3 separate regions of the Mus musculus genome follow, and all the other regions are linked to region 3. A link is a loop called in an ENCODE intact Hi-C map of the cell type or tissue named here. Cell type or tissue: heart. All regions are shown on one strand.

Evidence for each region. Hi-C counts contacts between places; a loop is a spot of excess contacts. Peaks named below come from ENCODE experiments on the same cell type or tissue, not always from the same donor. Only the 100,000 strongest peaks of a DNase experiment are listed, where the experiment ranks them.
Region 1: a loop joins it to region 3, with 2.3 times the contacts of the local background. A loop is called at or near these places in 5 of 42 quality-filtered maps.
Region 2: it touches region 3 in a loop (5-fold over the local background); 2 of 42 quality-filtered maps call a loop at or near these places.

What each region holds. Positions count from the first base shown.
Region 1 is chr7:141,946,093-141,954,092 of GRCm38, forward strand. It overlaps Brsk2 (BR serine/threonine kinase 2), which reads left to right and starts at 3,659. Exons shown (of 20, transcript NM_001009930.3): 1 at 3,659-4,087. The coding sequence starts at 3,994. In heart, CTCF peaks have their summits at 2,162 and 4,772; DNase peaks (open chromatin) are centred at 3,539 and 4,649; H3K4me3 peaks cover 2,043 bases; H3K27ac peaks cover 437 bases; H3K27me3 peaks cover 7,653 bases.
Region 2 is chr7:141,899,151-141,907,150 of GRCm38, forward strand. It overlaps Tollip (toll interacting protein), which reads right to left and starts at 3,311. Exons shown (of 6, transcript NM_023764.4): 1 at 3,126-3,311. The coding sequence starts at 3,158. In heart, no CTCF peak of the experiment used is centred here; a DNase peak (open chromatin) is centred at 3,361; H3K4me3 peaks cover 1,979 bases; H3K27ac peaks cover 1,790 bases; H3K27me3 peaks cover 2,598 bases.
Region 3 is chr7:142,092,259-142,100,258 of GRCm38, forward strand. Dusp8 (dual specificity phosphatase 8) reads right to left here and starts at 3,026. Exons shown (of 7, transcript NM_008748.3): 1 at 2,665-3,026. Gm32786 (a long non-coding RNA gene) reads left to right here and starts at 1,908. Exons shown (of 7, transcript XR_870057.3): 1 at 1,908-2,081; 2 at 3,419-3,820; 3 at 4,602-4,686; 4 at 6,352-6,540. In heart, CTCF peaks have their summits at 3,228 and 3,546; DNase peaks (open chromatin) are centred at 1,783, 2,093, 3,083 and 5,693; H3K4me3 peaks cover 3,000 bases; H3K27ac peaks cover 2,354 bases; H3K27me3 peaks cover 4,044 bases.

The DNA of each region.
Region 1 (8,000 bases), 150 kb before region 3:
CCTGCCTTCCACTGCTTTGCCATACTGTACGTACAAGACAGTGAGGAGCCAGGATAGGGCCCCCTGGTGCTGTCTCCTAGGGAATGCATTCAGGGGCCTGGGCTGTTTCCCAGGAAATGGATTAATGCTCTAAACCGATCCAGGAAGCCTTGGAAACAATGTCTCCTTTCCTTGCTCCGGGTAATCCTGCATCTGGCTCTGGCTTCTAGAGCCCTGGCTGTGGGGGCCCCAGATTCTGTACAACAACATCCCATGTGCCAGACAGTTAAGGAGGAAAGAAACAAAAGCTCCCGTGTTAAGAGGTGACCCTTCCAGTCTGCTTTCAATTTTTTGAAAGTGTGGGAAAATGCACCCAGCGTACAGTGTCTGTGGTCCTTTTCAGATGTATCCACAGTCTCTTATCCACATTTTGGAGAACTGAGCAACCCTTCCCAAGGCCAGTGCTGCGTTTTCTTAGCCTCAGTTCCTTCATGGACAAATGTGAATGGAATAACAGGCAGGGTGGAGAAACCAGAGGAGGTAGGACTTTCTAACCACACCCCACACGGCCATACAGGTTGGCCACTTGCCATTCTTAAGTCCCACAAATGGATCAGCCCCTTCCCAAGTCCAGGCCCCACGGCTGAATTTTTGTAAAAGCAGTCCCGAAGTAGTGGCCTTTGTCCTGGGACCTATACATCTCGGTCTTGGGTTGTGTAACCTCATTGCTTTCTCTAAATCAGCCCTGGCTAACTAGAAGCGGCCTGCTCTGCAGGCATTCCGAGTCTCTTCTTGCTTCTTGGTCTCCCTCCTAGCTGTCCCCCTAAATGCTCTGTAGCATTGTCCCTGGGCAGGCAGAAAACAGGCATGGCAGTACATGCCTGCAATCCCAACAACTGGAAGGCTGAGAAAGGAGAACCATGGCAAACTTGAGGCCATCCAGGGCTACACAAGTGAATTTAAGGCCAGCCTGGATCTATACATAGAAAGAACTTGTCTCAGAACAAAACCCAAATGAAGCAGGTGGAGAAGGCTGAGGAGCTACAGTGGGATCCCCAGGCTAATGGCTCTGGTACCATCCAGACACTAGGTGGGCAACGGGAAAACATTCTTTAAAATGATGCGCACTCTAGGGTTTTCTGGCCCAATGGCCTAACCTACTAAAATTTGTTTAAAACATTAACTGGACATTCCTGGGCAAAATCCCTACAGGTTCCCGTGATTTCTTTTCATGTATCACTGGAATCAATTTGCTGACATTCTATTAAGGATTTTTGTTACTAGGTAGTGGATTTCCACTTCCTTTTTTTTTTTTTTTTTTTTTGATTTTTTTTTAACCTGTCTTTATCTGGTGTTGGTCCTGAGTTAAGTAATTCTGAAAGTGCTGGTGTAGTGGGAGGCTGATCTGCCGGAGGGGCCTCTTGGTTCGAACAAGGACCTCCCTTTGGAACTCTGGAGCAGGCCAATTTGCTCAAAAGCACCAGACCAGTCACAGCTCCTGTCCCCAAGATACAGTGGAACTAGCCATGGTCACAATACCTCTTGGCTGGCCATTACTGGAATGTTACCCACTGAACCTGGATGATGGCAGACTGGCCAAAGAGTTTGTGGTTGTGATTTCACAGAGATGGGGATAGGGGGTGTGCCATCTGTTGTAAAATTGTAGACTTGGAGGATTTCTGGGACAGGTTTGGCTGGGCTCTAGGTGGTTCTGGCAATAGTCACTAGGTATAGCTATAGGTAGAGCAGGGACACAGCTGTTCCTGGAGGGAGGGCTGCACATCCAAGAGAAAAGATGCTACACCTGACCTGCTGATTGGTACTGGTTAGATGAACACACAAAAATGTGCAGTCAGAGAGGGGATGAGACCAAGAGGTAGACAGTGGACTGCAGGTAGGGAGAAAGCAGAGTCTTGAATATAAAACTTTTGGGAACCAGATGAAGATAGATAGCCACAGACCAAATGCTGCCAAGGACACTGGAAAGGTGGGAAGGTAAGCAGGGAGGCCAGGTAACCAGCAGGGTAGGTATGGGGACACACCTGACACCTCCTTTCCTCTCTTATGTGGATCATTGGCCCGTACTTGTGTACCCATGTTCTACTTGAGCTGACCACCCCTGGCCAAATCTCCTCTAATACTCCACTTCAAGGTCCCCAATACTCTTCCATGCAGCTGAGAAATCACCACTGCCCCTAGTGGTGTGAGCACTGGCCTCAGGCTCCCTCTCTGTGACTGCCTGTGTGTCCCCATTAACAGGACAGTACTGCTCATTCCAGGACAACATTTAGTACCCTAAATCTACCACTTCTAAAGATCAGGCCAGCTCTTTGGAGGGGAAACTGTCCTGAAGGCTAGTTCTCTCTTACATTGGAACTCTGAATGGGCCACAATGTCCTCACTCTCCATTGGTCTTCCCAGATAGTGCTGGAAAGAGTGGGGCGCTCCTCAAGTTCACATGGTGACACCTAAGGTGAGCAGGGGCAAGCAGGTGGCTGAAGGTGGAGGGGACACTTCATACCTTGGGACTTGTTCACCTAGTAGTACACTGTTGACTAGAGTAGCTTCCATTGAAGTACACAGTAAATATAATCCACATCTGTAAAGTTCTGAGCCTGGCCGCCATCAGTTCTCTTCCACCACCTTCCACAGCACATCTTAAGGAAACACAAGGGTTTCATGCAAGAAAAAGAGAGTCCCAGTAGGCCTGACCGCCTCCACCACCGTCCTTAAGGCCACACTCTTTTCAGAGGCTTCTCTGGATCTTAGGTGCCATGAATCTCCTTGACTCTCTGCTTCTCTTAAACATAGAAAGGGTCTACCGCTAAAGTCTTGGAGGCACTAGGGGGTCTGCTGCAGAGAGCCTCTGCTAGAGTTCACTGGCCCTGCTATACTGATGTCTACTGGCATACCAAAGAAACGCTGTCCCCTTCTTCCCACGGGAACAGAAACAGCGGGTGGAGAATGGCTTCCAGGGCATTTTGGACACTGCAGCTTACAGCTCTCTCGCCCGGCATAAAACATTACACTTAATACGCAGATCACCTGTATTCAGAGCTCTAGTCTGCACAGAGCACCCACGGTGAATGCAGCAACCCAACCTAAAAGCAGTATCTCCACACCGCCTGCAGAACCCGGCCTGCGTGCCATATCTTTGCCAATGCTCAATATCCCCACCCTGCAGGGAGCACCTGTGCCTGGTGACCAGCACTCCAAAACCGACTGCAGTACCCTGCCACGATCCAATGGCCCCGTTTTATATGAAAAACGCTCGCGAGGGCGGAAAACTCCTTCCAAAACCCAGGGGTTCAGGGAGAAACCCCTAGACCAAGGCGACCACATGGACGTCTTCCCAAGGTCTGCTTCCTGCGCCGTCCGGCATTCGTTTTAATGACAAGGCACCAGGCAGCTAAAGCACTCTCCGGAGGCTCCTGGCTCTGTCCTGGCCTCCCCTTCGCCCCCGCCCCAACAACACCCCAATCTCGCTTTTCCTGGCCCAGCGCGCTCTTAGAGACTGGCGGGGCGGTCCAGGCGGAAGACGCTGATTGGGCCATGCCTCTGATTGACAGCTGCAAGCACCAGTTGTCACGGTAGCTGCAGCCGGTGGCGCTCGCTCGGGCTCGGCTCGGGCTCGGAGGCACTCGAAGCGGCTCGGCTGCTCGTCTGGGCTCGGCTGAGTGGCTCGGTTCGGTTGCTCGGCGGGGCTCGGCTGCACGGCCGCGGACGGGCGTGCGCTGGGGGGGGGCGCGGGGCGCGGGCCTCGGAGGTGGCGGCGGAAGCCTGGTGCCCCCGCCCGCCGGGTCCTCTCAGAGAGGCAGAGCGGCATTCCCGCGGCCCGGCCTCGTACGGGTGCGGCGTGGGGGGCGGCGGGGGCGCGGAGCAGCGCGGCCCGCCCGGGGGCGCCGCGGGCCGGGTCAGCGCGGACGGCGCTCGGCGGACTCGGGCGCACTGCTGGCCGGCCCCTCCCTGCCCGCGCGCCCGGGCGCCCACTCGCCGGCGCGGGGCCCGGGAGCGATGACATCGACGGGGAAGGACGGCGGCGGGGCGCAGCACGCGCAGTATGTGGGGCCCTACCGGCTGGAGAAGACGCTGGGCAAGGGGCAGACAGGTGCGTGCGCGCCGGCGGCTGGGGGCGCGGGCGGGGCCGGGATGCAGGGCGGGCGCGCGGCCGTGGGGCCAGGGAGACCGTGCTGACCGGCCGGGTGGGGCCGAGTGAGGCCGCAGAGCAGGGATGCTGCAGGCTGGGCCCGGCGGCCGCGAACAATGGGCGGCGGTGCGCCGGCGGCCGCCGCACTCCTGGGTCCCGCGGTGGAGCCCCTCAGCCCACCGGTTGCAGGAGGGCGGGTGCAGCCCAAGGACATGCAGCGCGGCCTGGGGCGCACGGCGACTGGGGCAGCATGGGCCGGGCCTGGCGACTCCTGGCAGTCCCGCTGCAGGTGCGCGGCCCGGGGCCCGCATTGTGCGCCGGAGCGAGCGCCGGGCCCATTGTGCCGCGGGAGGAGGGGGACGAGCGGGCGCCCATCTGCCGTCTGCCGCGTTAATAGGCGTGCTGCCTGAGCAGCTGCGTCCCGGCCGCATGACCCCCACCTCCAGGCAGCGGCCACCGCCCGGCAGGTCCTGGCCTGGCTTTCCTAGGCTGGACCTCCCGTTCTGGTGGGGGTGACAGCGCAGGAACCTAAGGAAAGCTGGACAGCGCCTTCTTCTGCACCCAGTCTCAAGCCCGAGCGTCTGCGACATTGGGTTTCCCTGGGGAGGTAGAGGGTGACGGTTCCTGGGCTTGGGCCATACATCACCGCCTGGCGGTTGAAACAGACCAGGGCCTACAGCAGAAATGAACCTCCCCAAGAGTCCTCACTGTCTTTCCCTGGACAGGTTCCATTTCTGCACAGCTTTCCCATAGACCAGCCGTGAACTACCTTACATTTGGCCAGCTTTCTGGGGCAGCCTAGGTTTAGTCAGCCCCCTCATCTGGTCAGCGAGGCGCATTCACACAGTCGTCTTTGTGGGAGGCTGGGACTCAGCCATTTTCTTTCTTCTCCCAGGACTGGCCTGTCTTCGGCTGCCCAAAGGTCCGATTGGCGCTGCCCACATCTCCTTTCTCTTTGGAAAAAGTTCCCCAGAGCCAGTGCAGGCCGGGGAGTGGAGGACAGTGGGGAGGTGCAGCGTGGTTCAGGTGGGGGCTTGGGAGCCTTCTACAAGCACCCCTGGGGCTTCAGGGAGGCAGTGGTAGAAGATGATATTTGAGAAGAAGGTGGACCAGGCTGAGTTCTCTTGGAGGCTCGTAACTGTGATGTCACTGAGCCAAAGGCAGGTGGGTTTTTTTTTTTTCCAAGCCCCAGGGCTTCCCACCCTGGAGTCAACCCCTGAGCTGAGCAGTCAACACCAAGGCACTGATCAAGGGGCCCAGGACTGAGTGAAAGGCATAGGCAGCTGGTGTTCTCTTGAGTTCTGCATGTTTCTTGGGATGAGCAACTGTAGTTTGTGAGGGAAGAGCCTGGAGTAGCAGAATGCAGGGGACAGTGAAATAATCTAATTGTACCAATAAAACGTTGTTAAAAGAAGCCCTGGGTGTGTAAGTGATGAGAGCAGGGAATGATGCACGGTGCCTTGTGGACTCTGGGCAGGGGCTGGTCTCCTTGTTTTCTCTGTGGCATTACATGGTCCTATAGTTAATGACACAGTGATGGCAGGTGATATAGAAGGACCCTAGCAATCGTGCTCCTGGATCCTTGGATGCGCCCTCTCTCCGGACTACTGAGCGACAAAGGAGTGCAAATGTGCCGCTCAGGAGACTGTTCATCCTGAGTGTCTGCCTGCTATACTACTGGAGGATCGTTCTGGTGGCTGTAGGTAGATCCTGACTGTATCTGCTGAACCTGGTCAATTAGCAGCAGATGTCAGCAGAATTGCTGTATCTCAGCCTTCTTTGCTACACCAGGATCAGGCAGAGGCAGACTTCTTGCCAGAAAGGCTTGATGAGGGAGTGTAAGCCAGACCACTGTCCACTGCTGCCCTGCTTACATGCTGATCTGAGGGCTTCTCCTGGCATGACCACATGTCTTGGGAACACACACACAGATGGCTTTCGGTTTTTACCCACCTGCTCATTTCAACACTAACCCTTGCTCCATTTTGCTTGTATCTGTCTATCCAGACAGAAGCTGCTTCTTGGGGCTATGGATGGGCATAGTCTGGTGGCAGTGAACTTTGTGGAACAGTGTAAGCCCCATCACCTATGGGAAGGTGTACCTCAAGATGTTGCCTCCAGACAGTTAGATGGCCTCACTGCTCTGCCTGTCAGAGGCAGGATACTTTTCTACCCATACTAGAACTTTGCCTTTGTGGGCTCACAGCCCGAGAGGGCCTGTAGGACCTTGTCTTTGTTAGGACTTCTATAGCTGTGCTAGAACACCATAGCCAAAAGCAACTTGGGGAGTGAAGGGTTTATTTCAGCTTGCACATCACAGTCCATCATAGAAGGAAGTCATGGCAGGATCTGAAGGCAAGGCAGGAATCTGGAAGCAGGAACCGAAGCAGGGGCACGGAGGAATGCTGCTTGCTGGCTTGCTCCTCCTGATTTGTTCAGCCTGCTTTCCCGTGCAACTCCAGGACTACCTACCCAAGAGGTGTCACTCACAATGGAATGGGTCCTCCTGAATCAGTCATTAATCATGAAAATGTCCCATAGGTTTGTCTATAGGCCAATCTGGTGGGGTCATTTTTTTTTTCCTCAATTGATCTTCTGTCTTCCCAAATGACTCTAGCCTGTGTTGATGGAAAGAGAGAGAGAGAAAGAGAGAGAGAGAGAGAGAGAGAGAGAGAGAGAGACCATACTTGCCAGCACAGACCTACTATAGGGGGTGATGACAGGGCCTGCTACTATGCAAGAAGTGGTCAGTCAGGCCAAGGCAAGGGAAAGAATGAGCAGGACAGCCTTCCTTCCATCCTGACTGGGCTCACAGGCAGTAGATCGGCTGTCACAGTGAGAGACGAATCATCATCCATTTCACACTTCCAAGCAGCCACTGAGAGGTTGGGAGAGAGCTCTGATGACTGCCAAGCTGCAGATGAATCATGGGGTAGAAGAAGTCTGTGAGGGAGAGACAGGTGGGACGAGGCAGAGAAGGGTAAGAGAGACAGGCGACTGGGGAGATGGGTCAAGGAGATTTAGGTCAGGGTGAAGAGTTGGGTCATGGAGAGCCAAGACAGAGGAGAGATGGGTGAGGGAGAAGGGTGAAGGGGCAGATCAGAGGACAGGTGAAAGACAGGTGGGAGAAGAAACAGACGAGAGACAAGTAAGTGGGAAGAGATGGGTGGGAAGGGAGACAGGTGTAGAGGAAGACAGGTGAGAATCACGTAGCACACCTGCCGAGACCAGGGGTGTTGGTGCTCATGGGTGGAGGGTGGTAAAGTGAACAGGAGCAGGAGTAAAGGTGGCTGTTGGACCAGGGAACTTTTTGAATGTCAAGCAGGAACTATCGATTATCTTCTGTTTCAGTCCCTGTAGATGGGTCAGGCTGGTGAGGGCTGAGTCAGAAGCTGTGTGGGGCCAAGGCCCAGAGCCCATAACTATGGGTGGAAAGGGCCTGGTGGCCATTTCGGCAATGAAGGTGGGTGACATACAGTGTCTGGTGATCACTACTCACCACGCTCCTCTGGTCCCTGCTGTGAGCCCCTTGTAGATTACAAGCCTCCTCCTTCCCATCTGGCTCTGGCCATCTGACCTAGTTGCACAGGTGAGGGTAGTGCGGCTTCAAAGCTAGCACTCTGAGAGAATTGTGCTTACTGGGAACAGAGAAAAGGATTTGCTGCCTGCCCGGGGCCTTGCTCAGAGCTCATATCAGGTGACACGCAGCTATCCTGCCTCTCTTCTGCTCTTTCCTGCCCCTCTCCGTAGCTAAGCCTGGGCACTGCTAGCCCTCCTCCTACAGTTCACACTTGCTCAGGAGTTCCTCTTCTCCTTGAGAGCTGTTTCTGCAGGCACAGAGGCTATGGAAGGGGAGGAGTGCTCGAAGAATAAG
Region 2 (8,000 bases), 190 kb before region 3:
TCTAGCACCTACATGGTTCAGAACTATGTGTATCTCCAGTTCTGGGGAATCTGACCCCTCTCCTGACTTCCATGGGCCCCAAGAATGCACATGGTATACATACATATACACAGGGGAAATATTCATACATACAAAGTAATCTACAAATTAAAAAAAAAATCACTTTGCCATCACTAATCAAGTCATTGGTTCAGCAAGGCATGGACACTAAGGACCACCCACAGAATGAGGAGGGGCAAAGCCAGAGTCAGTGGTCTCTGGCAAAGCTCACTGGTTAACCAGCATCTCACACAGGACAAGGCAGAACCTGTGGGACTCTACACAACACATCTATAAAGGAGAACCTTCAAAATGCCAGCCCTACATGTGGTGCAGCCTCCAGGGAGCAAGACCTCCTACATGTATCCCCACAAGAAGTTGGATCCTACAAGTCACTCACTGTAGGGAAGGAGTGGGTTTATGGACTTAGTAGCAAAAAGGGTTGGTAATTTCAAAATACCAGCATTTTCAAAAGCAATATAGATATAGCATAGGGTTCAGTGCCCTGCAGTGGCTATTTTTAACCCCCCACCCACGAAAAAAAAAAAAACACCCTAAAGTCTAAAACTATAAAAGACCACATATCCCAGGGAAGAACTTATTCCTTTACAACCATGTAGGTGCGGCTATCTGTCCTCATACCTGCCCACCTAAACCCTTAACCAAGGACAGAGAGCCCTCCTCACCCTGATGAGATTGTCCTCTGCCTTTTATAGCCTGCCAAGATACTCTTGTCAGTCCTTTCCACTCCTCAGAGGTAAAGGTCAGCTACAGAGTCAACTGCCCAAGCCTAAGTCCAGGTTCATAGGATGGAGACACTGGGCCATGGTCTAATCCCGGTTGGACTACACAAAGAAGGCTGCTTGCAGGACCCAGCACTGACCAAATGCATGCACTTCATCTGTTTAGAAGCAGCACTTGGTTCACTTAGGGTTCATACAACCCTGAGTGTGATATGAATAGCAGAGAAGCATACCACACTCTGGCAGTTCTACTAGACCTTGACAACTGGCTAAAAGCTTTTCAAATATTAGTGAATCCAGAGGTAGATGAGTATATCATTCCAGGTGAAGTGGCCAGTGAAAAGTTGAAAACTGAAAAAGGTCTGCACTCTAAGAAATAGCACTTCCCAGATGAAGTTCAAGGCCTTCTATTCTACAGAGACCCTGGCTATGGCCCATGCAGTCCTCCCACATCAAGTCACTGGAAAGAGCACAGATCTGATGGTGACTGTCATTCTCTGGCTTACATAAGTTACGATGCATAGCTGTGTCCCTGTGCTCCACACCTGTGGCTCAGTGTCCAGTTACTCTAAATATTGTGACCACTAATACTATGATGAAGATATGCATATCCCAAATAAACCTTGAGATACCCGTCACTTATGACAAGTTCTTACAGCCCAAAGTTACAAGTCATGAAAACCTAAAACCACTCAGCTGTCTATGTTGTATTTCTATGACTACATTCTCCCAGGAACTCTGGGCAAGTAGAAAGATCAAACGTCAGGATTTGACTCCACAGATTCTGCTAGTATCAACATCATCTGACACTCCCAATTACTCATCACTGTGTAGGTTATTGCAGCTCTGTACAACACCAGAGTTTCTCTAAGCAACAGGGAAAGATAGCTTCTTACTCATGACAGACATGGAGTTCACCATCAGATGAATTCAAACTCAGCCTGAACCACAAGAGATAAGGACACTCTCAGACCACACGGTAAGAAAGGGTCCACTCTCCTTGGCCATGTGTCCACTTGGCAGGGGATATGAAAAGGGCAAAGCTCTGTCTCCCTTTCTCCTCTGGCAGCCACCATCAATCTTCTATAGTTTGCTGAGACACCGTGAGGATGAAGAAGGGTTGATGAACATGAAAGTAACTCCAACATTGGAAATCTCCATCCAAGTTTGACAGTGGCTCAGGAGATCTGGCTTCAAAGCCCTCCTAAAAAGCATCTAACAAGCCTGAGGCTTTCTTCAAAGTCAGGAAATCAGTAATCTATCCCAAGGAGTTACCTGTTACACACACACACACACACACACACACACACACACACACGCACACACACACACACAATCAACACCAAGCTGTCAGGGTGAAAAAACTCTGGGAAACCACAGGCTTTGCAGGCACACTCAATATTAACTTCAGGGGAAAAGGCACTGAGGTGCTGATCAGAACAATGTTCTACTCCACACAGCCACAGTTGGCTAACAACATCCCACCCACACCAGTCTCAGGGAGCTACTGGGAGGCCATACACACTAGGGGAGGTGAGACAGGTAGTATAATAGAACCCAAGACAATCCTGAAGAGACAACCCTGTTGGGTCTTCCAAGTTCTCTGCTCCCCTCTCCTCGTTTATAAATGAAGAAATTGAGGCTTGAAAAGGTAGCCACTAACTAAGCTCAAGAGGTAGTACCCTATTTTCTATAGATGTTAGGGAGAAGAGGAAACTGTCACAAGTAAGGACAGACTACAAAGTGGGATCTTTCACCATTTCTGAAACCAAGGAGACCAGGTTATCTCTCTCCTTTGGGGGACCAAAGGTGTCCGACTCCACTCCTCTGAGAGACGGGGAACCAAGGCACCTCTCAGTTTGGGAAATTAATGTAGTCAGTACCACTCTCAATCTGGGAGACCAAGAGTCAGGGCTTGTGTCCATCTGGGAGACCAAGCAGGTGATAGATCTGAGAACGTAAGGGGTTCAGGGCCCTTTCTATCTGAGGAACTAAGGGAAGTCGGGGTCCCACTCCATCTGGGGACCAATGGGGTAAGGTTTCTTCTGTGTAGAGGAACCCTATTCAGGGCCTCCACCCAGGAGGACCACGGGAGTCAGGATCCCTCTCCATGAAGGAGGCCAGGAGCTTCAGGGCCCGTGGGCATCTGGGGAACCATCAAATTCTGCCTTCCTCCACCCCAGATGTCCGATAGACGAGAGTCGCTGCTCCGGGTGGGTACCCGAAGGTAGGACCCGCGAAGCCCCGGGACGGAAGAGCAACCCGCGAGGGGCCCCGTAAAAGACTGAGGAGTCCGACCCCAGGCTCCACTGCCCCAGCCAGGCTCTGGCCCAGAGCACTCACCGGCCCGCGCTGCGTGCTGACGGTGGTCGCCATGGTGCTGCGGCGGCCCTCTGCCTCGCCAACTGCACAGAGACCCGCCGGGAGAGCTCTTCCGCTCCCACCACAAGCTGCGTCGCCGACCGTTGTCCCGCGAGGCAATCGGCTCTTCAGTCAGCTGACAGTCGCCCCGCCCCGCCCCACCCCGGCGTTCCCAAAGCACAGAGCTTGGCAATAGCTGGCCCCGCCCCTTCCGGCTAATCCGCGCACGCGTGTTCCGACCTCAGGGGGAAATGGGTCTCCCGTACACGCCTGCGCAGTGGCTCCCTTCGGGCGCTCAGCAGCCCGTTAAAATGGCTGTCAGACTGTTTGCGCATGCCTAAACCTGAACACTCTCCTGCGGGCAGAAGCCTGCTCACCCAGTCGCATACACCTAGAACAGGGACGCACATCTCAATTCGGTCGAGTTGCCACAGCGTCTAGTCACCTAACTGGAGATAGCTGTGATACCACCGCTTGCAGGTGCGTGATCCGCTTGGAGAAAACTGAGGTTTGGCTGCCTGAGCGAAAAAAAAAACAGATGGCAGTAGAACCAGCTACCCTCAAGCTCTTGAATTACCTCAAAATTCTGTGGGAGGGAGAACATTTATATTTAAATTTTAAAAGAAGAAACCAAGCTGAAGGAGAGACAAGAGTGGGACGGAAAACTTCCACCAGCCTTGGATTTGCTAAATGAATGGAGAGATGAAGATCTGTCCCTAGGAAACCCGGGCCACCCACTCTTGCCTTTTCAGAGCACTCTCTTCAGAAGAATACTTGGCCAGATAGAACCAGGGTAGTTCCTATAAGGAGTTTACCCTATGGTGGTCACCAGTCTGTAGGTCCCCTTTTACTTGTGCGGCAATAGACTTGGTACTGTCTAGGAGTACCAAGAACATTTCCTCACTCACACCATGTTCTCTTGTGTTCCTTTCATCTTTAAGATTACATCTTCCAACTCTAGTGACAGTCTCTACCTTGGCATAACATGGGACTGCATCTGGGCTCTGTTCCTGGACACTGATCTATATCCAGTTCTCACCGGTCTCTAGCTCCTGTTGCCCAAACTGTCATCTCTATGCTGATAAAGCTAAGACACAAAAGACTATCCATTGTGGCAGACAGAGTTTTAAAGAGACCCCTGATCTCTCCTGGTGTCCACATCCCTGCTCAATCCTTTCTTCTTGGTTATAGACAAAACCTGTGACTTGTGTCTAAACATGCAGCAGACAACCTGTTGTATAAAATTATATCTGGATAGCACAATAGGATCCCCTTGTGACTAAGACCACACATATGGCCTCTGATGAATCCCAAATCCTTCAGTACTAAGCAGTTTAAAAAAGACACACACCACCACCAACAACACCAAGGGGGAATTGTTCCCAAGAAAAAACTTTATCTCATAAAATGCTTCAGTACGTTCCTGAAATCAGTTCAAGCCCTGGCACAGTCTGTCAGAGCAGAACCACAGCATTTGTTCTTCCTTGACTTAAAGCTCTCTCATGGTGGGGATCACGTGGCTGGACATAATCTTACTTGTTTCTACTAGATTTGCAGCAGATAGAAACTCTGGTATAGGTGGACTATGATAAAATTCACCTAGGTTACTTTGCAGAAACTTGAAAACTAGCTCTGCTGCTAGTACTGACTCCACTCAGCAGAGAGGTTATGGGTAACAGAAAATGGATGAAAGGCTTAGCATCTCTGTGTTCATCATCTTGTATTTGTCCCCTTTGTTGCCTTCACTCTTGACTCGGATTTGTAGTGCTTTTCTATTGATGGGATAAGACCAAGGTAACTTACAGAAGAGTTTAATTTAGACTTATGGTTTCAGAAGGTTAGAGTCCATGATGGTGGAGCAGAGATAGCAGGTGGCTGGAGCAACCACTGAGAGGCAAGCAGGAGACAGAGACATATTAGGATTGGGATCAGTCTTTTGAAACCTCAAAGTCTTTCCCTAGTGACATACCTCCTCCAACAAGGCCACACCTCCTAACCCTTCTCAAATACACCACTGAGGATCAATTAATCCAATGTGAGCCTATGGGCTCAACTGCCACAAGATGCTACTCAACTCTGTATGGAGACACACAGAAACTCTGAGAAATGTGTTGTTGCTGGGTACAGTGGCACATATCTATAATCCCGATCATTAGGAGGCTGAGATGGGAGCAGGACTGGGAAATTGAGGCCAGCCTGGTCTACAAACCAAAGGGTGAAAAGCAGTTATGTCCAAGACCACAGGGCTAACTTGGACATTGGAGCAGGTATGTGCTTCCTCTTGCCAAGCATAGTGACTTAATTATCTGAGGTTCTATGACCTTTTAAGGCTCAGACCAAATCACAAGGCCAGGATGTTTAAGCAAGACACTGATACCAGTTCTAAACGTAACTTAAAATTTCCTAGATTAAATCAACTAAGTAAATTCGAAGGCCAGAATACTTTTTCACAAGAAGGAAAACATGCCCATGGACATCGAAAAATTACCAAACTTTAGTCTTTCCCAGGAAAAACAATCAATAAAAGCCTGCTGCCACTTTAGTTGAGTGAGCAGCCTGGTCACCTCTTCAACTGGCATTAAGTCCCTCTGCTCATGAGTTGAAGTCTCAACAAAGCTTTGCCCATGTTGTCCATCATACAGGGTTTGGTCCTATTTCTTTTGTTAGATCCAATCATCTGATAACTGGTAGTAGTCAAAACGCAGGCTAGAGAGATGGCTCAGTGGTTAAAAGCACTGACTGCTCTTCCAGAGGTCCTGAGTTCAGTTTCCAGCAACCACATGGTGGCTCACAACCATCTGTAATGGGATCTAATGCCCTTTTCTGGTGTGTCTGAAGAGAGCTACAGTGTTCTCACATACATAAAATAAATAATTCTTTAAAAGAAAAAAAAAGATTGTCAAAACCCATCTTGTACTTGTGATCTGTGCGTTGTCATGTATACAACTTTTACCTCAATAATTTTAAAAGTGACAAAACACCTCCTATGTATCTGGCAGGGTTGCTAATCTCAATGTATTAAAAAGCTTGACAAATTTATAAGAAAAAAGAGTAAAAACTAAAAGAAGAAAGAAAGAAGTTGGAAGTAACATGATTGTCCACATACCCATTGTTGTGAAATACTCCCCGTGAGCTCATGTGCTTAAAACATTAATCCCAGCACACGGGAGGCGGAGGCAGGCGCATTTCTGAGTTCGAGGCCAGCCTGGTCTATAAAGTGAGTTCCAGGACAGTGTGGGCTATAGAGAGAAACCCTGTCTTGGAAAAAAAAAAAAAAAAGACATTTGGTCCCCAGTTGGTGGTCTTGTTTTGGAAGATTGCTAAACCCTTAGGAAGTGGAGGATTGCTGAAACTTTAGGAGGTGGAGGAAGTGAGCTATTTGACCCAGGCTTTGAAGTTCCAAATAACTGCTTTATTTTCACATCTTGACCTTTTATTATATTATTTCCAACAGGGGGGGGGTGAGGGAGTGCATCCTTTGTTAGTCTAGTATATTCAGTAAGTCTATAGGCTGTGTGTGTGTTTCTGTGTGTGTGTCTATGTGTGTTTGCCTGAATGTATGTCTGTGCACCTCATGTACACCTGATGCCTGAGAAAGCCAGAAAAAAAGGCATTGGGTCTTCTGGTATTAGAGTTACAGTTTTGAGCCATAGTGTGAATGCTTGGAATAGAACCCAGATCCTCTGAAAGAACAGCGAGTGCTCTTTTACCACTGATTCATCTCTCCAGTTCTCTCTTCTGCTATTTTAATACACCCATGTGTCCACAATCCACTTTGATAAATTCATAGGTGGTACTCTTTTACTTGCACAAACAAGTGATTTTCAGTCTGTGTTATAGATGGTGCTGGACAGGTAGTATTGTCTGTGTGCTCAACAAGTGGAGAGCTTTTTCCCCCCTGTCCATTTACACTCAAGATGAAGCCAAATGCTGATTGTAGGTGGAGTTACCTAGGGCACAGCCTGAAAAGCCAGGATTCAACACAATATTTGGTAGCTTTGGGCACATAGTCTGCTGTCCTCACTCTGGTATTTTGCCAAACCATGAACAGGTTAGCTGAGCAAGGCCACTGTGTGAACATTAGGCAAAAACAGGAGAACAGTCTGAATACTGTTTGTACTGGTGGGTTTTGTGGTTGTGATTGTTGGTGGTGGTCAACTTGACAGAAGCTAAAGTCATCTGGCAAACAGGATCCTCAACTGAAAAAATACTTCCATCTGATTGGCCTACAGGCAAATCTATGGGACATTTTCTCCATCAATTGTTGATAGTGTGTGGGAGGGGGCAGCCTACTGTGGGTAAGTCTTGGGTTGGATAAGAAAGCAAACTTAGCAAGCCCTGGACAGCAAGGCGGTAAGCAGTGTTTCTCCGTGCCTTCTGATTCAGTTCCTGCCTTATAGATCCCTATTCTGCTTGAGTTCCTGTTTTGGATTCTTTCAATGTTCGAGTAACATGTAAGCCAAATAAACTCTTTCCTTCTCAGGTTGCTTTTGGTCATGGTGTTTATCATTGCAATAGAAAGCAATTAGAATACCATCTGAACCAAATAAGCAGGCCTCCAGTCCTACCTAGTATGACAGCTATGGGGCCAGACTAACCTCAGCCTCATATTGTTCTGTCTACATAAGAATTTCTAGAAGTCTAGTAATAGACTTGCCTCTTCTCCCTAGCATCATCCAATCCAGACAAAATCCCACTTCCTAAACCCTCTCCCATATGTTCCTATGTTGTCTTTTTTATTGGGAATAGAACAATCTTGGTGTTGCACAAAGAAACACATGAACAGAGTGAAAGAATTTGGCAAGGTGATTTCTTTTTGCAAAAAGAGTGTGCCAGAACCCAATCAGGGATACTGAA
Region 3 (8,000 bases):
CCCCATTCCTCTGAGACCATCTGTATACAGCACTGCAAAGATCTGGATGAGCCCCCTCACATAGGAAATTCTGCACTATGCTGTTCTTCAGTGGCACATCCTAACAGCATCTCCTTATACCCCCACCCCTGGCTTCCTCCATGCTGGGCATTAGTCCTAGTGCTGGATAGAATTCATTGGGGCTTGAAATAGATATGTAGGGCCAGTTTTGAGAAGGTCAGCAGGGCACAGACAGACCATGTAATATCTTAGCAAAGCAACATACATTCCCAGTTCTTCCCAGGGAGAACAGCTATCAGCCTGTTCTACAGGAGCCTTGAAGTGGGTTGGGGAAGTGGTCAAGACCCCTTATGCAGAGGCTGTAGGCCTTCATCAAAGGATTTTGAGCCAGGAGACAAGCAATCCTAAATTCAAAGTTAAGAGGAGCCTTTCCTAGGCCACACCCCTCAGGGAGGTCCCAGGCAACCCCCTTTGCTGAAGGCTAGGTCCACAGCTCAGGCCTTGTGGCACTGTTCCCTGGGCACAGGAACACTCCCCTTTGTACATTCGCAGATGCATGCCTTATTGACAATCCATCTTGTCCCTGAGTGCAATTACACATGTGTCCCTCTGCACATACAGAAGACATTACAGCCTCCTGGAGTGCATGACTGAAATACACAGTTGCAAACAAATCCTTCTGCACACCAAAGCCCCCGGTGCCCACATACCAAGTGCCAGTCCATTGCCTTTCACACTGGGGTTCCCACACAACATGTTCTGGTCCCCAAGTCCTTATGTGACCAATAAAAGCCCGAGTCCTCAATGGCATCCTCACTAATCTACTCCTGCTCAGTGCCTAGTGACAAGAAACTCCCTACTTCTAGAAATGGCTGCCAGGCCCATTAACCCCTGTAAGACTGGGTCCCTTCTCACAACAACCTGACCTGGGTATCCCTGCTCACAGCCAGGCAGGCTCTCAGGAAAGAGCCAGAAATTAGGGGCCCAAGATGCTGAGATGCCAGCTCATTGTCACACTGGGCACTTCTGAAGCCTGGCAGAGACCATCTCCTAAAGGGAGGGGCTCAAATGTTCCTGCATGGCAGTTGAGTCCTTGGCTTCTCTGGCCAGTCTACCCTGCACCCTTGCCCCAGGAGAGGGAACAGAAACATTGTCTCAGTCAGGCAAATAGCCAGGCCAAAAAAAGAGACAGTGGAGGTCAGAGGGAGCTGTGGTCCTGAGAGGTCCAGTCAGGGTCTTTGGCTCACACATTTCTTAGGAGCACAGCATAACTATCTCTCTTGCTGTGGGTTCAGCCTCTCCCTGCTTCCTCTGTGAGCTGCATATTGAACTCTCTCCAAACCCACAGATGCACCCCACCGAAATACTGTCCAGTTGAAACTTCTGAGTTGAAACCTCAGTATCAGCCCAAGAAGAAAGATGTTGGCAGGAGTCCTATACACATTGACTTGAAGCATCTTTTTGCGTCTGTGTTCAGTGCTAAGTCCCCAGAGGTATCCTCAAGTATCCCCAAGGGCACAGAGCAGGAGGGAACGAGAACCTGCCCAGCAACTCTCCTGAGGTCCCTAAGCTGACTGCAGCAAGTCAGACATAAAGATGAACCTACAGCTCCTGGTCACATGATCTGCTCATCTGTATCAGGTGCCTGCTAACCAAATAGTGAATGCACGGGGACTCTGATCTCCCAGGGCAGAGCCTGGCACTGTAAGCTACCCTCACCCACCCAGCTACCCTAGGGGCAAGTAAATGTGAGGCTGGGTCTACAGGTCACTGGATTTCCATTCTGAATTCATTCATACTGTGAAAGAAGCCGTGCCCCTGACCCGAAGCACCTCCACCCCCACCCCATACTGCACAACAGAGCATTGCAGATGCCACACTGGTCCCCCACCCCCATCACTGCACCATCAAGGCCCCCAATCTATCTGCTGCAGGCGCAGCACACCCTGTCAACAAGGAGTCAGAGGCCAATTTATTCCAAGAGGTCTGATCTAGTGGAAGCTGAGCCTGTTCTTGCTCCTCCACCTGCAAGGTTTGGCACAAGGGTACCAGCAGCATCTGACTGGCCGCTCCCTCCCAAGGTAGGCAGAGAGGCCAGGGAGACAGGCTGCAGGAGGCAGCCGTGCCGGCCCCTCCCCCAGCATCGCGCCTACAGCCTCTGCGTCGGGTAAGGATGTTCTTTATCCGCAGAGGCGAGTGGAGCACCATGAAGTGGGGGTGACGGGACAGCCATGCGAGTCGAAGAGTGGGGGGGGGTCCTATAGCTTCCTCTCCAGATAAGGAGCCTACCGCAGGCCGGAGCCGACCCTCTGGCGTCGGAGGTTTCGCATCCCCCTGCCCGCTGCAGCCGCGGACGACCTTCTCCAAATCTGGCTGCCAGCGGGGGCGCTTCGCAGGGACTCTCACCGATCTGTGCTGGATCTCAGCCCTCCCCCGCGAATCCCTAGGTCTCTTATATATATCCCTCCAGATAAGAAGGAATATGCCGAGAAAGACAGCGCACTGCAGGCGCGGATCTGCAGCGCGCGCCGCTCGCGGGGCAGAGCCATTTATTCTCGGTGCTCCAAAGAGCTTCTTCCTTCAGGGCACACAACCGCAAAAACCTCCGCACGTCCTGGGCCCACACCCGGCTTAGGACTCGACCGCTGTCAGCGCCTGGCTCACCTGGCTCTCGCTTGCCCTGGGGTTGCCCCCAACGCCGGTGCCGCGCTCAGGGCGCCCGCTCCGTTCCGCCACCCATGGGCCCGTCGGGGGCCCGCGTAGCCGGGGCAAGGGCCGGAGAGGCGCGCGGGGCGCGTCGCCGCCGCCGCCGCCGTCGTCGCCGCCACCGCGGGGAGCGCTCGCTCGGGACGGAGCGCGCGTACTGCGGTCGGGCACGCGCGCTCACGGCGCGCATCCCAGCCCGCGACTTGGCGGGCGCGGCCGGCAGCTCCGGCCCGGCTCAGCGTCCGGCGTCCGGCGTCCGGGTGGGGCGGGGGTCCGCGGAGCCGGCTCGGCCACCGCGGGAGCCGCGAGTGACAGGCCCGGGGCGGAGGGCGGGGCTGCCGGTGGGGATGAGGTCATGCCGAGCGAAAAAGCCCCTGACGTCACCTGCAGCCAATCAGAGTGAGCCGCTCGGGGGCAGGTGACGTCAGCGGAGCGGGCGCTGGGTGCGGAGCCCTGGCGGCGGCCGTGGGTCTCTCTGCCACCGCCCTCCGTCCCCCGCGCCCCAAGCTTCTCGGGCATCGGTTCTTAAAGGGGCCACGCACGCCGCAGCTCCCCACCTCCAGGAAGCCTTCCCAGCTCAGGGCTCCTGGTATCCCCAAGAACCCTCTGCCTCGCGGCACTCTAACCAGCGTCTACTGTCCTAGTATGCAAGGGTCTCCCTCTCTCGGCCCGCCTGGACTGAACCTGTCACGGATTTCTCTCCTTCCCTTAGCCTTTGTTCGCGAGAGGACGCCCTCCCAGAGTGCGCCTCCCCTGCCCCAGTGCGGCCCAGGGAAAAGGGTCATGGAGAGCTGCGGCCGCAAAGGGCCTTACCTGCAGCATCCGCGTTTGTCCTCTCCACGACCCCTGGAGGTGGAAGTCCAGCTCTACACTTTGCAGAAGAAGCTCCTAGGCGATGTGGTTTGCCTCAGGTCACTCATCCCGGGAAATCAGGGGGCGGGGCTCCAGACCCACCGGTGTGCTCCCCAGGGCGGCGCTGCCCCCCTACCTATGACATCCAGTTCTTGACAGCTTCCAATGAAAAGCCGCTTGGAAACGACCTCTACTCCCACCCGGACATCTCCCCTGCCCGCTGGGGACTGTCGGCTCCATCCCACTGTGTGAACACAACCACGTGAGCACTCAAAAAACATGGGTAATTACAACTAGGGCAGAAATACACAGGGGTCAGGCAGGTCTCAGAGGAAGGGGAGTCTTGTGCCAAAGTGGTCCACCTGCAAACATAAGCCACGTTTCCCTTAGTTTTCCCTCCTCCTCGGGAACAGGTTGGCAGAAAATTCTTTATTGTATGCCAGGCTGGTCTCAGCCTTCTGAGTGATGAGATTACTAGCACCCACCATGATGCCAGACCTTCTCAGATACTTCAAAAACGTGGCCCTGACTAGGTGGACAGTGAGGTGACCAGATAATATGAGTCTCGTGGGGGGTGGGAGGGGGGTGGAGTGTCCTGAACTTTCCCTGGAAGTCCAGCCTCTCACTCGATGAAGGGCAGAGTTTAGGAGATGGCTGGTTGAAGGAAGGGTCACAGAGAGTGAAGCAGGCACAAAGGAAGGAGCACTCCTTTGCTAGTATAGATTGTGTGAAGAATACTGCAGACCACACTAGGTGCTGGGCAAGGCTCTGCAGGGACCTTCTCCTTTACCCTACTGTATCCAGCTTGGCTTGGTTCATTATGAGTGTTTAGAACCGGCTTGCAGAAACCTCTCTATGTAGCCCAAGGGGAGTCTGGGAGTCTAGCCTGGGATTAATACAGGTTGGAGGGAAGAGGTGTCTCTGGCTCAGAAATAGCACAAAACAAACAAACAACTTGGGAGTGCTGCCAGGAAGGAAGCATGGGGAGCCCCAGGGATGTTTGGGGTTGGCTCTGGGTTCAGATCTTTGTCTCCTTGACTCAGGCTGAGCCCTAAATGCTGTTGATACCTCCTGCTGAAGGTAGCCCTCGAGGCTGAAGATGGCCAGCTCTACTGGATGCTTACTCAGGTCAGTGTTGGGGTGGTTGATGTGCTGGCTTCCTGCCCACTCTGAGTCCAGGAAATGGGGAGTTTGGGGGTCTGGGGAGGGGGAGTAACGCAAGCCGAGACCTGGGCAGATTCAGGCAATCGGGTCATGTAGGATTCAGGAGGAGGCAGCAGCAGCCCTGAAAGAGCTTGGGGCGGAAGGTGTGGAGGCTGACAAAGGAGTTGTTGGGTGCTAGTGTGTGTGTGTGTGTGTGTGTGTGTGTGTGTGTGTGAGAGAGAGAGAGAGAGAGAGAGAGAGAGCAAGCATTGCTTTTCACTCTTCCAGTCTCAAGAGGAGCCCAGTAGATACCCCTAAGAGGGTATCCAGGTGAGGAAGAGTGTGGCAGGGTATGGTCTGATACTCTAGGAGTGCCCAATTAGATCTCAGTTGTGCTGGGGGCAGATTCTTGCCAGGTTCAAGCACCTTCTGGAACCCCCAGGTAAATGGGCTTACCCAGTAGCCTGTCCCCACACTTTTGAAACTGGAACACACAATATTGTATACGATATAATCCAGTTGCAAGAAAAAAAACCTTAAAGTATTTCAAGTAAGCTTATAATTTTGGGTTAGGACATACTTATGGTTATACACATACAATTTGTGGGTAGACATGCTAGGCTCTACCATATAGATGACACTAGTTATGGCCCATTCCAGCAGTACCTGCTCTGTAGACCTGTGCCTTCTCAGTGGGTGCTGGGTCATCCCCATCTTCTTCATCTTGTTCCCTCACACCCCAAGGAATGAGGCAGTCTGGAAAGTTGATGAGAAAGGTTTGGAGCTAGCAAAGCAGTCTCAGGGTGTGGTTTCTTCAGAGCCGAATCCAGTCAGCTGCATCTATCTGTGCCAACAGAGGACAAGATCCAACCTCTGGCAGACTTTCTGCACCACACTGGCCCCAGGCCTGAGGACACCTTTTAGATTCTTTTGTGTTGACAGAACCCTGCAAGTGCTAGCGGCTCGCCCAGACTAAGGCAGTACTGGCTGCTGCAGAGTGCGGAGCCTGGATGTTCACTCAAAGTCTAGCAGGTGCAGCGAGCTTGGGTCTGTCTGCTCTGTCCACGTGCGCCCTCTGCTGCTCACAACAGTACACTGTGCAGGCTGGCCGCCTGAGGTGCAGCTAGGAGGTCACCCCAGAGACTGACCCACGGCCTGGCAAAGAAAAATGATTGTTCAGCTCTGCTTCAGTTTGTGAGGCATTAGAACCACCTGTGCCCTTGGACTGCCCAGCCTGACTTCTAAGGCACAGCAGATGTCCCTTTCCTGATTTAAAAAAAATATATATTTACCTTTATTACCACAAGTGTGGCAGTGCCAGGGATCCAACCCAGTGCCTTTTGGATGCTAGGCAATTACTTTGTCACAGAGCCATATCCTCAATCTTTATTTTTAAATTATATTTTAAAGTCAAATACGCATGTGCATTTTCAACACTGAAGAGTACAACCCAGAAGCCTTGAGAATATTCATTTTGCTATATATTGCCACCACCATCCATTTGCAGAACTCTGTGTCTTCCTACAGAATGGAACATTGGTCCCTGCTAGAATTTATCTTCCTCAGCCCCATGTACCACCGTTCAAACTGTTTTTTTTTTTTTTTTAGCTCTTTAAAAAGGAGATGTTCTTTGTTATTTTTTCTTAACAGATGAAGTGGCTGTTACTTATTTATGTTTAATGTCTATAAACATTTGCCTGCATGTGTGGGTGAGCACCATACTCACACAATGCCCTCAGAAGCCAGAAGATGAAGTCACATGCCCTGGAACTGGGTTTGCAGACTGTTGTGAGTGACATGTAGGTGTTGGGAACTGAACCTGGGTCCTCTGCAGGAGCAGTAAGTGTTCTTAACTGCTGTTCTTAACCTCTCTCTAGTCTTCCTGTTACTATCTACCCCTTTAAAATATAAACTTAGCATGCGAAGTTATGGGTTTCATTATGATACTTCACACACACACACACACACACACACATACACACACACACACACACCACAACTGCCCTCCACCATCCCCATGCCTCTCTCTTTCTGGCAGCTTTTCTGTCCCCCTAGTAGCTCCCCCTGCTTCCCTCACACAGATTCCATTTTCCTCTCTTTCTCCTCTCCCACATCCCTTAGGGTCCCTTCTCATTGTTCTCTTTTTAGTTTGTGTGTATGCAGATGTGTGTGTGCTTTCACATGGGCATGCACTTTATGTGCATTTGTGCACACATAGAATATATCTTCTTCTATCACTTTTGCCTTTGAGACAGAGTCTTTTCCTGAACTTAGAACTTCTACTTTTCTAGCTATGCTAAAAGCCAGCAAGCTCCAGAGATCTTTGTCTTTACTCCTGTGAGCGCCAGGGTTACAAGCATCTCTGAGACTTTGTTACATTGGTGCTTTGACCCAAAGCTGGTTCTCAGGCTTGGCCAAGTAGCACTCTTAACACCTGCGCCATCTCCCCAGCCTTTACTTCTTCTAGATTCATGTCCTGTACCCCTTCCCACCACCACCACCAAAAATGTCTGCATTCTTTTTACAAGAGAAAACACGTAGTGTTTGTCTTTCTGAGCCTTGATGTATTTCATTTAATGTTGTAGTTGCATCCGATTTTGTGTGTATTTTCTCTAGCCATTCATCTGTGGATGGATATCTAGAGTCATTCCATTTCCTGGCTGGTGTAGCAGCAAATGTGGGTGTGCAAGTATTTCTGTGGAATATGGACCTAGCCTTGGTCTATGGCCCTGGGGGCTACTAGTAGTTGGGCTATATGGTAGTCCTATTTTTATTTGTTTGGAAAACATGCATACATCAGGGAAATGTTAATTAAATCCAGTTTGGAATTCCATCTCGCCCCAGTCAGACTCAAGAGAACAAAAGCAACAGATGCTGATGAGAATGTGGGGGACAGTGAAGCCTCTTCTCTATTGTCAGGGATGTAGACTGGTGTGGCCACTATGGAAGATGATGGGTTGGCAACTAAAAATGTTTGCATTTAAGTAAACAGACTCCCCTTAAGCCCAGCCCTTCACTTGTTCATGGGTGAATGCTGTCAGTACTCAGACACAGATGTGGAAATGGGTATGGACTCTGCCGTTATGCTTCTCCAAGCCGGGGAAATGCTTCTTCATTGTAGCTCTCCCACAATTACGTCCGTGTGTTGCTGTATTTCCAGGAGGCTTGCAGTGCTATTCCAACCGGTGTTTATCCCACCCCTAGCCCTTTCCTGAGACAAGATGTTGCTCTGTAACCCACTGACCTTGAACTCACTCTATAGTCCAGGATGATTGGAGTTCATGGTAATCTCACTGCCT